Regions from separate parts of the Homo sapiens genome. Here regions 1 and 3 are each linked to region 2. Evidence: chromatin loops called from intact Hi-C (ENCODE). Cell type or tissue: mammary epithelial cell. All regions are shown on one strand.

Region 1 (5,000 bases), 200 kb before region 2:
AAATGCAAGACTTGTATACTGAAACATTGTTGAAAGACACTTAAAGATCTAAATAAATGGAAAAACATCCTGTGTTCATGCATTGGACAACTTAATGTTATTAAAACCGCAATACTAACCAAACTGATATACAAATTCAATGCAAGCCATACCAAAATCCCAGCTGGCTTTTTTGTTTTTACAGAAATTGACAAGCTGATCATAAATTTCATGTGGAAATGCAAGGGACTCAGAATAACCAAAACAATCCTGAAAAAGAATAAAGCAGGAGGACTCACGCTTCGCAATTTCAAAACTTACTATAAATCTACAATTATCAAGACACTGTGGTACTGGCATAAGGATAGACCTATAGACCAACAGAACAGAACTGAGAGTCCAGAAATAAATCCTTATGTTTATGGTTAATTGATTTTCAACAAAGGTGCCAAGAAAATTAAATGGATAATTAATAGTCTTTTCAACAAATGGTACTGGGACAACTGTATATCCACATGCAGAAAAATGAATTTGGACTCCTAACTCATGCCATATAAAAAAATTAACTCAAAACAGAACGAAGACGTAAATGTAAGACCTAAAACTATAAGACTTTTAGAAGAAAAGAGGAGTGTTTGTGACCTTGAGTTAAGCAATGGTTTTTTAGATATGACAGCAAAAGCACAAGCAACAAAATACATAAATTAGACCTCATCAAAATTAAAATCTTTTATGATTCAAAGGACACCATCAAAAAGATGAAAGGACAACCCACAGAACGAAGGAAAATATTTGTAAATCAAATATCTGTAAAGGAACTTTTATGCAAAATATATAAAGAACATTTACAAATCAACAATAAAAAGACAACCCAATTTTTAAATGAGCAAAGATTCTGAACATTCTCCAAAGACAACATAAATATGACCAATAAGTACATGAAAAGATGTATAACATCATTAGCCATTAGAAAATGCAAATCAAAATCACAATACCACTTCATGCCCACTAGGATGGCTAAAATTAAAAAGGCAATAACAAGTGTTTTGAGGACGTGAAGAAACACAATTGGAATCCTCATAAATTGCTAATGAAATAAATTGGTTTGGCTGCTCTGGAAAATACTTCAATAGCTCCTCAAAATGTTCAACATAGAGTTAGTTACCATATGAACCAGAAATTCCAGCCCTACCTATATACTCAAGAGAAAGAAAAAATATGTTTACACAAAAACTTGGACATGAATGTCTATAGCAGAGTTATTCACAATAGTCAAAAAGTGGAAACAACCCAAATATCCAAAATGTGGTTTATCCATACAATGAAAGATTATTCAGCCATAAAAGGAATGAAGTATTGATTCATGCTACAACATGGATGAACCTTGAGAACATTATACTAAGTGAATGAAGCCAGTCACAAAAGACCACATATTATATGATTCTATTAATACAGAATTCCGGAATGGGCAAATCCATAGAAACAGAAAGTAAGTTAGTGGTTGCCAAGGGATAGAGGAAGAAAAGGGGGGAATGGGAATGATTGCTAATAGGTATGGGGTTTCTTTTGAGGGGGATGAAAATATTCTGAAATTACATAGTGCTGATAGTTATATATAACACTATGAATATACTAAATATCACTGAATTGTGCACTTTAAAAAGGTGAATTTTATAGTATATGGGTTACATCTCAATAACGCTTTCATTTAAAAAAAACAAAAAAACAAAACAAAACAAAAAAACTGCCCAGACTGCCAAATTGAACCCTTGGATAGCTGTGCACTGTGGGCCCAAAGGTTTGGGGTGGGTCAGGAATCCCATAGTCCTACCAGATTTTAAAAGAAACAAGTAGCACTCACAGGAAAAATACAGTAAGGAAATATATAAGGTCAGAGCTGCTTTTGTGGCCAAATTCATCTTTTAGAGAACCTGAAAGGTAAGTTTGGTATTAGGAACATCTCTTACTCCCAAGGAGTTTACCTACTTCTTAAGTTACAGAAACAAATATTCATTTATAGAAAACCGAGGAAAGACTTCTCAATTCGCCACTCAATAAACACAGCCACTTCCAAGTTAAGACAGAGCCCTTACCATGACGTTTTACCCAACTATACATCTCACAATGTAATCTTTGGGAGGTCCTCCAGAACTACTCCTCAGTGTTGGAAAGGCACTGAAATGGAATCTGAAGAACGCATCAGAGCTTAAAAGAGTGCTCGGGGCTGGGCGCAGTGGCTCATGCCTGTAATCCCAGCACTTTGGGAGGCTGAGGCGGGTGGATCATGAGGTCAGGAGATTGAGACCATCCTGGCTAACACGGTGAAACCCCGTCTCTACTAAAAATACAAAAAATTAGCAGGGCGTGGTGGCAGGTGCCTGTAGTCCCCAGCTATTTGGGAGGCCGAGGCAGGAGAATGGGCATGAACCCGGGAGACGGAGCTTGCAGTGAGCTGAGATCACGCCACTGCACTCCAGCCTGGGTGACAGAACGAGACTTCATCTCAAAAAAAAAAAAAAAAAAAAAAAGTGCTCGGAACATTTCTGTCATTTCAGCTGCATTCCAGGAGGTGGTAGCAGATGGTCATAAAGATACCCTGAATACAGAATCGTAGGGAAGATTGAGATAGGTAACCTCAGGCAGGAAAGACATCTCTGGTACTTTCAGATACCATCATTGCAGCTAAAGAGTGAAAAGCAAATTTTTTATAATAGGTGACATCTGTACATGAGCCAAAATTAAAAAGATACAAATAGGCATTCAACAGAAAGTAAGCTTGTTTCCCAGTCCTGTCCTCAGTCATACTGTTCCCCTTGCCCAGAAGCAACTATCATTACCAGTTTCTTTAGCATCATCCTGAAATTGTCTACACATTTATAAACATACACATTCTGCATCATACTTTTGTCACTTAATTTATCCGAGATAGCTCTCCATGTAGTATACGTGCCTGTTCTTTTTAACAGCTTCATACAATTCCATAGGATGGATGTACCATAGTCTCTTAACCATGGAATGAGTTGTTATTATCAGTATATCTAAAGCAGAGATAGGAAATTAGCTACCCATGGACAGACACTAGCCCTGGATGTGTTCTGTTCAGCCATCACAATGGTTTTAATGTGTGAATCTCAATGTATTTGGCCATATGGGATGTGGTTTTAAAAAAAAACAACTGACCATCAACATCCCCTTCTCCTTTTTTGCAGTAAGAAACGTATTTCTGGGAAATGGCTGCCCTGCCAAGGACTACATTTCCCAGCTGCCTGGCAACTAGGTCTATCCATGGGCCTAGGTCCCCCAGCTAGATTTGAGTGGAAATGATGAAAATGCCCGGTCTGAAACTTTAAAGGAATGGCTATGTCTCCTCCACACCATCTCTGCCCCTTCTGCCAGGCAGATGCTCAATGACTGGAACAAGGCAGAGCTAAGGCTTTTTACTGTCACCATGGAAACCTCAGGCTACAAACCTCAGGCATGGCTTTGAGAAGAGGCAGGTCTGAATCAAGAGTAGAAGAGAGGGGTAGTTCTTACTGACTCCGTGGACAGAAGAAACCCCTTTTTATGAAAAAAAAATTACCTCATGAAAATAACTGTTTCATTGAGGAAAAGGAGGTTAGGTACCAGCTTAGTGTGATTTTTCTTACAGGAATCTCAGTAATAAAAGATGTTTCATAGCTATAAATATAGAGACATAAAATCCAAACATCACTGAGCAAATTCCAGGTCTGACTGCCTCTAGGTTTTGCATACTTGCATTGTCACTGACTTAGACTTTCTTGCACATTTTTGCTATCTCTCAAACACAGCAGCTGTGTGGGACTGTGAGGCAATGGCTCCAAGAACTGGGTCAGCTATTACAAATGGTGATCTCCCTGTTACACACAGCGATCATAGTGTATCCGCTTCTCCTTATGAAAACACATGCCTCGGGTCTGATGCCAGTACCTAGAGAGCCCTGGAATCATCTAGGCTACTATAAATCACACATTCACACTCTCTTTACAGACACCAAAGTTGAAGCCAACTGTTCTATATTTCCAAAGTTGGCCTTATTCATTTTTATAGATTTACATTCTAAATCAGCCCTTTGTTCTTTTTCCCCATATCATGTTACCTATTTTCATAAATGTAAAGGCATTAATGCCACCTACTTCTAAGCTATTCCTTTAAATGCTGCTTGAATCCTACACCAAGAGTCTGTGGACTCTCCTTCCATTGGTTCTACAATTTTTTATTCTATTTCCTGCTTATTCCTTTGGATAAACATCATCACTCCTATGTAACAACCATCCCATCTTTCCCTTCATTTTCCTTTCATTTTTCTTTGCATCTTCTCTCCATCCTATTTCCTTTCCACACTATCACTCCACTTTAAGCCACTCTGTATCAGCACCTTAGCTTCAATCACTGCTTTTCACAATCCTGAGTCTCATTTTATTAAACAAGGGCTTCATTTTATCTTTCCCTTTCAACTCAAGTCCACATCTTGCTTCATCTCACATTATTTTCCCCTCTTTTCTTTACCTTTCCTTATTCTTCTATTGTCATAAACAGGGTGACCCAGGCAGTCTGTCTTAAGTGATAAAGTTGGCAGAAGGAGGGGATATGGGGGGCGGGGCTGGAGGGACAAGGAACAGCACAGCAGCAGGTGAGGTAGGCTTCCCCATGGCCACCCTCACATTCCCAAGTGCCTGACAGGAGGGAGGTCCAGAACGTAGGCAAAATGAAGAAGAAAGAAGTGGTCCCCGTGGTTAGGCAAAGAGAGATGTAGCAACAGAAGCTGGCCAAGCCTTCTGAGCAGGCAAATCATAAGAGAAGGAATATTTATGGCCAATAACAATACAAAAAGATTCTCAGCCTCACTAGGAATCAGGGACATGAAACTGCCTATTACACAGGTAATGATTAAAAAGATGAACATGAAGCAGTGTTGGCAAGATTGTGAGGAAACACTTTCAGACAGTGTTGATGATGGAGCAAGTTGACAGGTGTTCCACCTCACCCTTTGGCAACATATA
Region 2 (5,000 bases):
TACAACCTCTGCTTCCCAGGTTCAGGCGATTCTCCTGTCTCAGCCTCCCGAAAAGCTGGGATCACAGGTGCATGCCACCACACCCGGCAAATCTCTGTATTTTTAGTAGAGATGGGGTTTCTCCATGTTGGCACACCTGGTCTGGAACTCCTGGCCTCAAATGATCTGCCCACCTTGGCCTCCCAAAGTGCTGGGATTACAGGTGTGAGCCACCACACCCAGCCTGCAGTGGAGATTTTTGAGTTTGTGTGTTGCATGGTTACTTGGGCAAGCTCTGATTATAACATATGTAATTTAATATTCTAAATTGGATTTAGAATCACAATAAAAGGTCATTGTCTTTGTTTCTGTTTTAATATATTCAGATATATTAAAATAAATATGAAGATACATATTTTCAATGACGTTATTAAATTACACAGATCATATTTCGTCTAGCTCAAGGTGCCATGATTATAAGATACACCATTATTTTATATATAAAACTAAGAAAAAATATGTTGCCAACTATACTATGACGTATTTCAGATGAACGTTAATTCAGAGATGTTAAAATGTGGGGGAAAAAGAGAATGAGTCTCATAATCAGTGAAATACGAAATAACCTTTGGATCTCTCCTGGGCTAAAAACATTGTTTGAGGAATGAGGAAATTATAGATCCGGAAGAGCAAACCATCTACTTAAGGGGATAGGCCTAGTTAGTGACAGAGTTGGAAATGAAATGCAATTATCTCCCTGCCTTGATCAGAGCTCACAGTGATTAGAGAATTTCATACATCAGAGAGCAATAAGGGGCTAATGTGGAAGTACCTTTTACCTCTGAGAATACAATGTGCTAAAATGTACGGATTGTCCTCTGATAAATCAGAAAATGCTATATAGGACAAAATGACAGCATCTGCTAAAAAGGTCCCCATATCTAGCATTGGTTTCTTTTTTTTTTTTGAGATGGAGTCTCACTCTGCCTTCCAGGCTGGAGTGCAGTGGCGTGATCTCAGCTCACTGCAACCTCCGCCTCCCGGGTTCAAGTGATTCTCCTGCCTCAGCCTCCCCAGAAGCTGGGATTACAGGCACCCGCCACCATGCCCGGCTGATTTCTGGGTTGGTTTTTTTTTTTTTTTTTTTTTTTAGTAGACACAGGGTTTCACCTTGTTGGCCAGGCTGGTCTTGAACTCCTGACCTCAGGTGATCCGCCCACCTCGGCCTCCCAGAGTGCTGGGATTACAGGCATGAGCCACCTTACCCAGCCTAGCATTGGTTTCTATTATAGATTTCCAGTGTCTGTAATAGTGCCTTGCTGAAATATTTATTGGCATATTGTAGGTTCTCAATGAATGTTAGATGCATTTATCTAGCTCAGTGACTTTCTTGATGACTTTGAACCAGTTACTTCATCTCTCTGGGTCTGCTGCATCTTCATGAAATGAGCATACTAATATCCTTCACTGAGGGGCATAGCAAAGGTTAAATGAGATGGGAATGTAAGTCTGCCTGGCACAGAAGCTGGCCAATGGTGGGAACATCAATGTTAGTTTTCTTTACCCTTAAGGTATTGTTGTTAGATTCAAAGTCGTTTAAATGCCAACTTTGTAAAGCCATTCAGAAAAATCAATATTCCTATACAGTCTAATGCTCTTCTCCAATATAGTAACCAGTAGCCATGTGTGGCTATTTAAATTTTTAATTAGCCAGGTGCGGTGGCTCACGCTTGTAATCCCAGTGCTTTGGGAGGCCGAGATGGTTGTGCGAGATCAGCCTGAGAAACATACAGAGACCCTGTCTCTATAAAAAAAATTTAAAATTAGCCATGCACGGCAGCTCAGGCCTGTAGTCCCAGCTACTTGGGAGGCTGAGGTGGGATAATTACTTGAGCCCAGGAGGTTGAGGTTGTAGTGAGCCGTGCTTTCGCCACTGCACTCCAGCCTGGGTGACAGAGCAAGACCCTGTCTCAAAAAATAAAATAAAGTAAAAATAAAAATAAATGTATAGTTAAATGAACTAAAATTAAAATTTAATTTCTTCAGTCATTTTAGCCACATATCCACTTGTGGCTAGTGGCTGACGTGCTGGACAACACAGATATTGGAAATTTCCATCATTGCAGAAAGTTCCATTGGATAGTGCTGCTCTACATTCATGAGAGGACCACAATGCCCCTGTTTTTTTCCTCAACCCAAGCCAGGAGGTCCTAAAACATGTTATACCAAACGTCACTTGATTTGTGCGCCCTCCCGTGGCTAGAGGTGGAAACTGGTCTGCGTTTAGCTGACGAAGCAGCACATTTATAAAAGGGATAGCTTAGTAATCTTCAGTAATCTGACTACTAGAAAGAAAAGAGACATAAAATAGAATATGCATTTTGAATGCTCTAGAGACTACTAAGGAAAATCTGTTTGAGAAGGTTTGATTCCGTAATCCTATTGTTCCTATATCTCGGTATTTCCTGGACTACCTACCCTTGTGGGATAAAGACGTTCTCTGTTTAAACAAAGGATGGTACTATATGGCTGTTTAAAAGTGCGGAGAGACGGGCAGGATTATTCGATGAATGATCCCAGGCGCTCTCTCAGTGGCACCTGGCAACAAACAAGCTGGAACCTGTGGCTCCCCCTGTGGGGACTGGGAGGACTAGACTGAGACTCCACTTCCCACTGGATGAAGGGGACTCCTGTTTCTGGGTGCCGGGCACCTGGCCCTTCCGGGCACTCCCCCACACAGCTGGCACCAGAGCTTAGCCTGCCTGGAGCCTGAGCCCAAGAGTTTATGCCCGACCTACCACCCATGCAAGGCTGTTCTCACGCTTGCGCATTAGAAATGAAGAACCGTGGAGGCGGGGTGGGGCTTCCCGCGAAGCAGTCCCCGCCTGAGTTCTGCGGGTCCCCAAGCACCCTCGCCACAGGATGCACAAAACGTGAGGGACCTGGGCGGCCGCTGACTCTTCTGCCTGGGATTTCAGCCTCACCAGTAACACCCCTGGTGCTGGGGAGGGGCGGGGCGGGGGGACAGCTAAACCTCTTTGTACAGATTTTTTTCTGAAGACATTAATATATTAATATTTCCACACACACACAAAATCAGTAAACACAGAGAAATACAAAGAAAATAAAGATCACTCAAAATCCTGTCACCCAGATAAAATCACTAATACAGCTAAATATACGGTTGTACTACACATAATGGCATTTCCCCCTACACTGGTTTACTTAACTTTAAGAGATATTCAGTGAGCAATGCACGTGGCCAAACAGCAGCTGCCTCCTGAGGTCTGGCACAGCTTCCGGGTCCCTCCCCCACGCAGGACATGCACAGTACAAGAATTGGGTTGAACCTGGTGCAGTTCTTCAACTCAGAACAGCTACCCCTTCAAATGGGCACCTACGTGTGTACACTGTGTTCGGTGCATTGTCCCTGTCTGGGAGCAAGTGCCAAGTCACATCCCTTCTCCTGCAGCTGCAACTCGTCAATCAAGAGTTTCACAAAGAATGTTTTTGGAAACCAGGTACACGCTGACCCGCTAACGTTCCACATTTATCTGAGCCCACTACATTCTGGGGCACAGAGACACATCGTGTTGGCTCTTCTTTTTTAAAAAATTAGCTTTATTGAGATGTAATCACATACTATACAATTCACCCAATTAAAGCATACAAGTGACTAGCTTTTAGTACATTCACAGTCTAATTATAGAACATTTTCATACCTCCTAAAAGAAAGTGGACAAATTAGCAATCACTCCTCATTTTCCCCTAAACCTTCCAACGTTAGGTAATCACTAATCTATTTTGTGTACTTATGGGTTTGTCTATTCTGGCCATTTCATATAAATGGAACCATACGGCCGGGCGAGGTGGCTCACGCCTGTAATCCCAGTACTTTGGGAGGCCAAGGTGGGCGGATCACCTGAGGTCAGGAGTTCAAGACCATCCTGACCAACATGGTGAAACTCTACTAAAAATACAAAAAAAAAAAAAAAATTAGCTGGGCATGGTGGCACACGTCTGTAAAACCAGCTACATGGGAGGCTGAGGCAGGAGTATTGCTTAAACCTGGGAGGCGGAGGTTGCAGTGAGCCGAGATCGCGCCACTGCACTCCAGCCTGGGTGACAGAGCGAGACTCCATCTCATAAATAAATAAATAAATAAATAAAGGAACCATACAATATGTTTTTTTTGTGTGTCTGGCTTCTTTCATTTAGTATGATGTTTTCAAGGTTTATCCATGTTGTAGCATGTATCAGGACTTCATTTCTTTTTATTGCCAAGCAATATTTCATTGTATAGACACAATGCATTTTATTTACCCATTTGTCAGTTGGTGGAATCCCATTAATATATATGTGTATCCTTACACCAGTACCACACTGTCTTGATCACTGTAGCATGTAGTAAGTCTTGATCTAGGGAAGTGTGAGTCCTCCAGCTTTGTTCAAGATTGTTTTGGCTTTTCCAGATGCCTTGACTTTTCATATGAATTTGAGGATCAGCTTATCAATTTCTGCAAAGAATTTAACTGAGTTAGGGATTGCGTTAAATCTGTAGATCACTTATACTGTTTTATAACCTGCTTGTTTTTCAGTCAAATATATTGTGGACATCTTTCCATTTCAGTATTTACAGATTTCATCTTCTTTCTTATGTAATAATTTAACAAATATTTATTAAACAATTACAAGACACAAGGTAGTCTGGTTTCCTAGGTAGAAAGCTTCTTTTTTTCTGGGTGTACATGTACCAAAAAGATTACTTACAGCTTTGCAAAATGAGTTAAATATAGATATAGCCTTTTAGCTAGACTAGGGTTTCTTGGTCTCAGCATTATTGATATTTGGGGATTATTCTTTGTTGTGGGGGGCTGTCTTCTACATTGGAAGATGTTTAGCAGCATTCCTGGCCTCTACCCACTAGATGCCAGAAGCATCCCCCTCTCCCAGTTATGACAACCAAAAATGTGTCCAGACATTGGCAAATGTCCCCTGGGAGGCAAAATTACCCCTGGTTG
Region 3 (5,000 bases), 160 kb before region 2:
TATGTGCTAGGCTTTTATACGACTGGTAGCACAGATTTGTTTTTACCAGCATCATCACATTTATGTGAGCACTGCCTTGTGCTACAACATCATGATGGCTACAGCATCACTAGGTGATTAATGGAGCTGGAATTTTTCAGCTCCGTGATACTGTTATGGTACCGCCATCATTGACTGACTGAAACAACCTTATGTGTTAACTGTAGGTAAGAGAAAATCATTGGGGCTATGTGATAGGTACACAGAGGTTTGTTGTATCAGCCAGACTAGTTGTGTCTATATCTGAAATTCTGCAAGATACAAAAGTTAAAAGAAAACAAAAACATTTCTAACAAGTACCTGTTTGTATTTGGCTAAATATCTGCACATGTCGTAAAGAAACTCACCTGAGCACGGGGTAAGGTTAGCAAGTGGTCAAATCGTGCAATATGGGTTTCTGCTTATTTTCCTTAATCATGACGTCAACATTAATTTGTTGTATCTGTACTATTCTGCCGTCAATAAAGCCATTACCACCAATCAGTAAATGATGTTTGCAATTACTTATACAAGTATATTTCAATTATGTGCCTCATTTCACAAGATAAAACTAATCTTTGCCCACACTTCAATATGGCAGGTTACAATTATTAAGGACATATTGTTATTCTTCAAATTTTAAAGTCTAAAAAGAAAGCTTTATGAATTTTTCTTCTAGACTCTACTATTTCACTGTTAGTCTTTCAGCCTGGTAAAATGTAGCCACACTGGCATTAAACCAGTTCCTCTGAGCTTGAATTTTACATGAGAACTCAACAGGAATCTATATATCTGAAGACAACCCAGAAGAACTGACAAGTGGGAAAGCACTGGCCAATTTTCCTCCCCCATTTTAATTTCTCTCAGAAAAACTGGAGGACAAACATTTGAGCCAAAGAAAACGAGCCTGAGTTTGAAGTTTGAAGGCACATATAACATAAAAAGACTTGTGACACCAACTCCTTAGGAGGCCACATTCTGTCCTTGCCCGAGCTCTAATATAACGAGGAAGCAATGAGAGGTGGCCCCTTGGGGCGACACGCTAGCATTTCAAGAACTGCCTCAGCTGATAAGGTGCAGGGTCTGGGCCAAGTTGCCCCCAAATTCCCACTTAAGCCCTTTGAAATGGAAATATAATTTTCCAAACGTCATTGGCAACTTTTCTTCTGCATGGTTTACATCTGATAAGAAATTCGACTTTAGATGAAAAACAAACTGAAATCACAGAAGGCTGCCATACTCATTTTGCGTGAATGATTTCTCAAGATGGTGGCTATGTTCTGGTGAGAGTGATGCCTAGGGAGCCCACATTCTTACCTGAAATGAAAGAGCTTGGGTCTGGCTGAAGGGATCGGAACTGATTGACATAGTACTCGCGCTGTTCTTCTGTTATCCTCCAGGGTTCGTCGGGGTAACTGCTGTTATCCTGTAGTTCCCTCTCCACTGAAAAGGACTGTAAGAATAAATTAAAAAGTAAATGCTCAGAGAACCTGTCTTTAGTGAGAAGTAGAAAAATTAAACACCAATAAAAGTTATCATGTGTTATGCTTAATTTTTTTCCTCAGGTGAAGAAATTTAACTGCCTCATAACTAGAATCTAACTAGAACAGAAACTTAGGGGCAGACATCATGCTTTATGTATTTTTTGTATTCTTCAAAGTTAACAGGACTGAGGCATGAAATACTGAATACTCAGTAAGTGACAAAAAAATTTCTAATTGTAATAAAGGGTTTAAAAAAAGATGATCATTCTTATTTTCCACTATTCCTCACATTTTCATTCTTTCAGATTAGCTGAGTGGATAGTAAAATAATCTGGATTCTTTTTAAATGACAAAAAAGAAACTAGAACAACTATAACCACATCTTTTTTACTGTTGCCGTTACACTGAAATGCTGTATAAATCCAGGAATCAAAAGCTCCAATTCAAATCCCACATTTCCAGCTCCTACTTGAGTGGCAAGTCAGGACCACTGAACCTCTCATTTGGCATTTGTGAATTACAGACAATATTTAGTAACAGAGCTGGGTGGTGAGAACAGCTGTTATGGTACCACAATAAACAGGGTAACAAGGGGTGCATCAGACCTGCCACTAGAGGGCATGCAAGTCAAATTTGAGGATTTAAGAGCCTAGAAAACCAGGGAAGCAGTGCGGGAGAAAACAAAGCTATGGTAGGCATTGGCAGACGAAGGGAAATGTCGATGCTAGGGGGAGGCGTGGGCCTTTGTTCTATCCCTCCCATGAACCCTAAGACTAAAGAGGTACTTGCCAAGGGCCACCTTAACAGGACCAAGAGGTGAACACCAGAAGGATGAGGCTTGGCCGGGTGCAGTGGCTCACGCAAGTAATCCCAGCACTTTGGGAGGCCGAGGCAGGTGGATCACGAGGTCAGGAGTTCAAGACCAGCCTGGCCGACATGATGAAACCCCATCTCTACTAAAAATACAAAAATTAGCTAGGCATGGTGGTGCGTGCCTGTAATCCCAGCTACTCGGGAGGCTAAGGCAAGAGAATCACTTGAACCTGGGAGGCAGAGGTTGAACCTGGGAGGCAGAAGTTGAACCTGGGAGCAGAGGTCGCACCACTGCACTCCAGCCTGGGCAACAGAGTGAGACTCTGTCTCAAAAAAAAAAAAATAAATAAAAATAAATAAAAAAGATGAGGCTTTATGACAAAAGGAGGCTAGGAAAGAAGAGGAGGGTATTGCTGCTAAAGAGCCATCAAGGTGCCTGCTTCTGAACACACTGTCAAGGAGGGAATTAATCATTGGGCGGGCAATTCCACCCACTAACCCTAGAAAAGAAGGCCGGCCATCTCCTCCCATTCCCCACACCCACACACACACACCATTCCAGGAATTAATTCTTCCCAGGAACGCCTGTCTCCCCTCTGACAATGTTCAGAGAAAGGAGACTAGAAAATGTTGAGCTACTGTAAAACCTTGAGATGTCATCTCTGAAGTAAAATATGTATTACTTTGATATCTCACACCTTGGGTTAAGGGTGCTTTCGGAAGGCCAGGACAATGAGATGAAATACTAACTGTAGAATGGATACTTCCAGAAGTGCTGAGTGAGAATGCACCCAGCAAACAGGCTATTCCTCAAAGTCATCTGGGTCCTTTAGTCAGAAGGAAGGTTACATAAAGAGGTTGAGAGCTGTAGGGTTGTTAATCATTTGTAATAAATGTATCATTTTCATACTAGATGAGTTTCTACTAAACGTAAATCAAACCACTCTTAAATGTTCAAGAAGTCATTATCCATTAGTTAATACCTTAAATTTCACAGAGTGTTTTGATATGTACAAAGCATTTCACACACTCCTACTTGTTTGAGCACCTCAAGACTTTGGAGATGTAAGCGGGTATTAATTATTATCCTTTTTCCGAGCTAAGGGAACTTACCCATATCCCTTAGTGAACCCCTGCAGGCAGCAAATAATGACCATCTTTTTTTAATCTCTTATTCAAAGGCAGGATTTTGTATACCGGGATTTTTTTTAACTGGGTTGCATCTATCTGAATTTTTTTCAAAAACCTCTTATTATTATAAAAATAAACAGGCCCAGAGCAGTGGTTCACACGTGTAATCCCAGAACTTTGGGAGGCTGAGGTGGGTGGATCACCTGAGGTCAGGAGTTCAAGACCAACCTAGCCAACATGGTGAAACCCCGTCTCTACTAAAAAAATACAAAAAATTAGCCAGGTGTGGTGGCAGGCGCCTGTAATCCCAGCTACTCGGGAGGCTGAGGCAGGAGAATCACTTGAACCTGGGAGGTGGACGTTGCAGCGAGCCGAGATCGCGCCATTGCACTCCAGCCTGGGCAACAAGAGCGAAACTCCGTCTCAGTAAAAATAAGTAAAGCAAAAAAAATCAAAATCCAGTCCGAGCACTAAACAACCAAACAGACCACACAACCTTCCAAAATACTCCCACCAAATTCCAGAGCCATGCCCTAGCAGCACTTCCTGAATGAGCCCAGATGTCTGACCAGGTTCCATTGGTAGAACATAGGGTGGAGAATGTCAGCTTGAATTGGATTAGATTACCGGCCATGATATAATGTGGAGAACTCACAGGAGCACTGCCCTCCAGGTCAGCCCTGACAGAAAGAGCTGGAGCAAAGGAACCTAAAAGCCAGGCATGGGCAGGAAAGACAAGAACAGACACCTATGAGCCAACGATTTGGTGGCAAAGATGATTCGTGAAGAAGGTGGGATGTGGGTCGGAAGCTCTGTCCCTCCACTTCCCAGTGAACGAAGACACAGAAATATCCATGCTGGGCGGCCCTTATCACAGCTGCAGCTGCTTCCACATAGCTGCTGCGGTCAAAAAGGAGCCCAGAGTCAGTTTCCTTGACCATCACCATTCTGTTTGCTATAAGTGATCTGTAACATTTTGCGAAAATACAGTTCCATTGAAAAAAAAGAAAAAGAGAAGAAATCTCCAAGCTGGATGTTGGGTCTGCTGCATTCCTGAGTCTGACATGGAAGCTGCTGCTCCCCTAGAACACGCCCTTTCCCTCCTGCTCATGAAGCTGCTGCTTAGCTGTCCCTGTCAGCCCATGTGTGCTCTTTCCTCAATGCCATAACCATCTGCTTTCTAGCTCCTCTTGACATCACCTCACTCCAGCGTGGCATTAGTGGCCTCTTAGCAGGCAGGTCTCAGGTCTACTCTAACAACAGAAATCAGGAATGAACAGAAGGGGGTGATTAACTCCTCTGCTTAAAAGCCTGCAGAGATGACCTGCTGCCTAACAGAAAAGTCCACCTCCTCCACCTGGCCTTCAGAAGCCTCGCACCCCAGCCTCCTCTCAGCAGGCTTTCCGACTGCACATGCTCACTCCTCAGGGGTAAGATGTTTGTCTTCTTCCCAGAACACTCTTCCCCTGCTCAAATCCTCCAATGTACCTGCCGTACCCACGGCCATGACAGACGGCACTGCTCGTTCCCATGCTCTGCTGCAAAGGTGGGCCT

What was found. Peaks named below come from ENCODE experiments on the same cell type or tissue, not always from the same donor. Only the 100,000 strongest peaks of a DNase experiment are listed, where the experiment ranks them.
Region 1: it touches region 2 in a loop (9-fold over the local background); 8 of 110 quality-filtered maps call a loop at or near these places.
Region 3: it touches region 2 in a loop (12-fold over the local background); 81 of 110 quality-filtered maps call a loop at or near these places.

What each region holds. Positions count from the first base shown.
Region 1 is chrX:17,080,585-17,085,584 of GRCh38, reverse strand. The region is part of intron 13 of REPS2 (RALBP1 associated Eps domain containing 2); the gene reads right to left. Among named protein-coding and RNA genes, the nearest start is that of REPS2, 140 kb to the right of the region's middle. In mammary epithelial cell, a CTCF peak has its summit at 2,565 (motif pointing right); no DNase peak of the experiment used is centred here.
Region 2 is chrX:16,880,646-16,885,645 of GRCh38, reverse strand. No RefSeq gene overlaps it. Among named protein-coding and RNA genes, the nearest start is that of RBBP7, 13 kb to the right of the region's middle. RefSeq lists an enhancer at 3,159-3,208. In mammary epithelial cell, CTCF peaks have their summits at 2,242 (motif pointing left) and 2,627; a DNase peak (open chromatin) is centred at 2,665; H3K4me3 peaks cover 675 bases; H3K27ac peaks cover 557 bases.
Region 3 is chrX:17,043,818-17,048,817 of GRCh38, reverse strand. REPS2 (RALBP1 associated Eps domain containing 2) reads right to left here. Exons shown (of 18, transcript NM_004726.3): 6 at 1,336-1,471. LOC124905266 (small nucleolar RNA SNORA16B/SNORA16A family) reads left to right here and starts at 4,307; the gene lies at 4,307-4,438. In mammary epithelial cell, a CTCF peak has its summit at 2,116 (motif pointing right); a DNase peak (open chromatin) is centred at 2,117.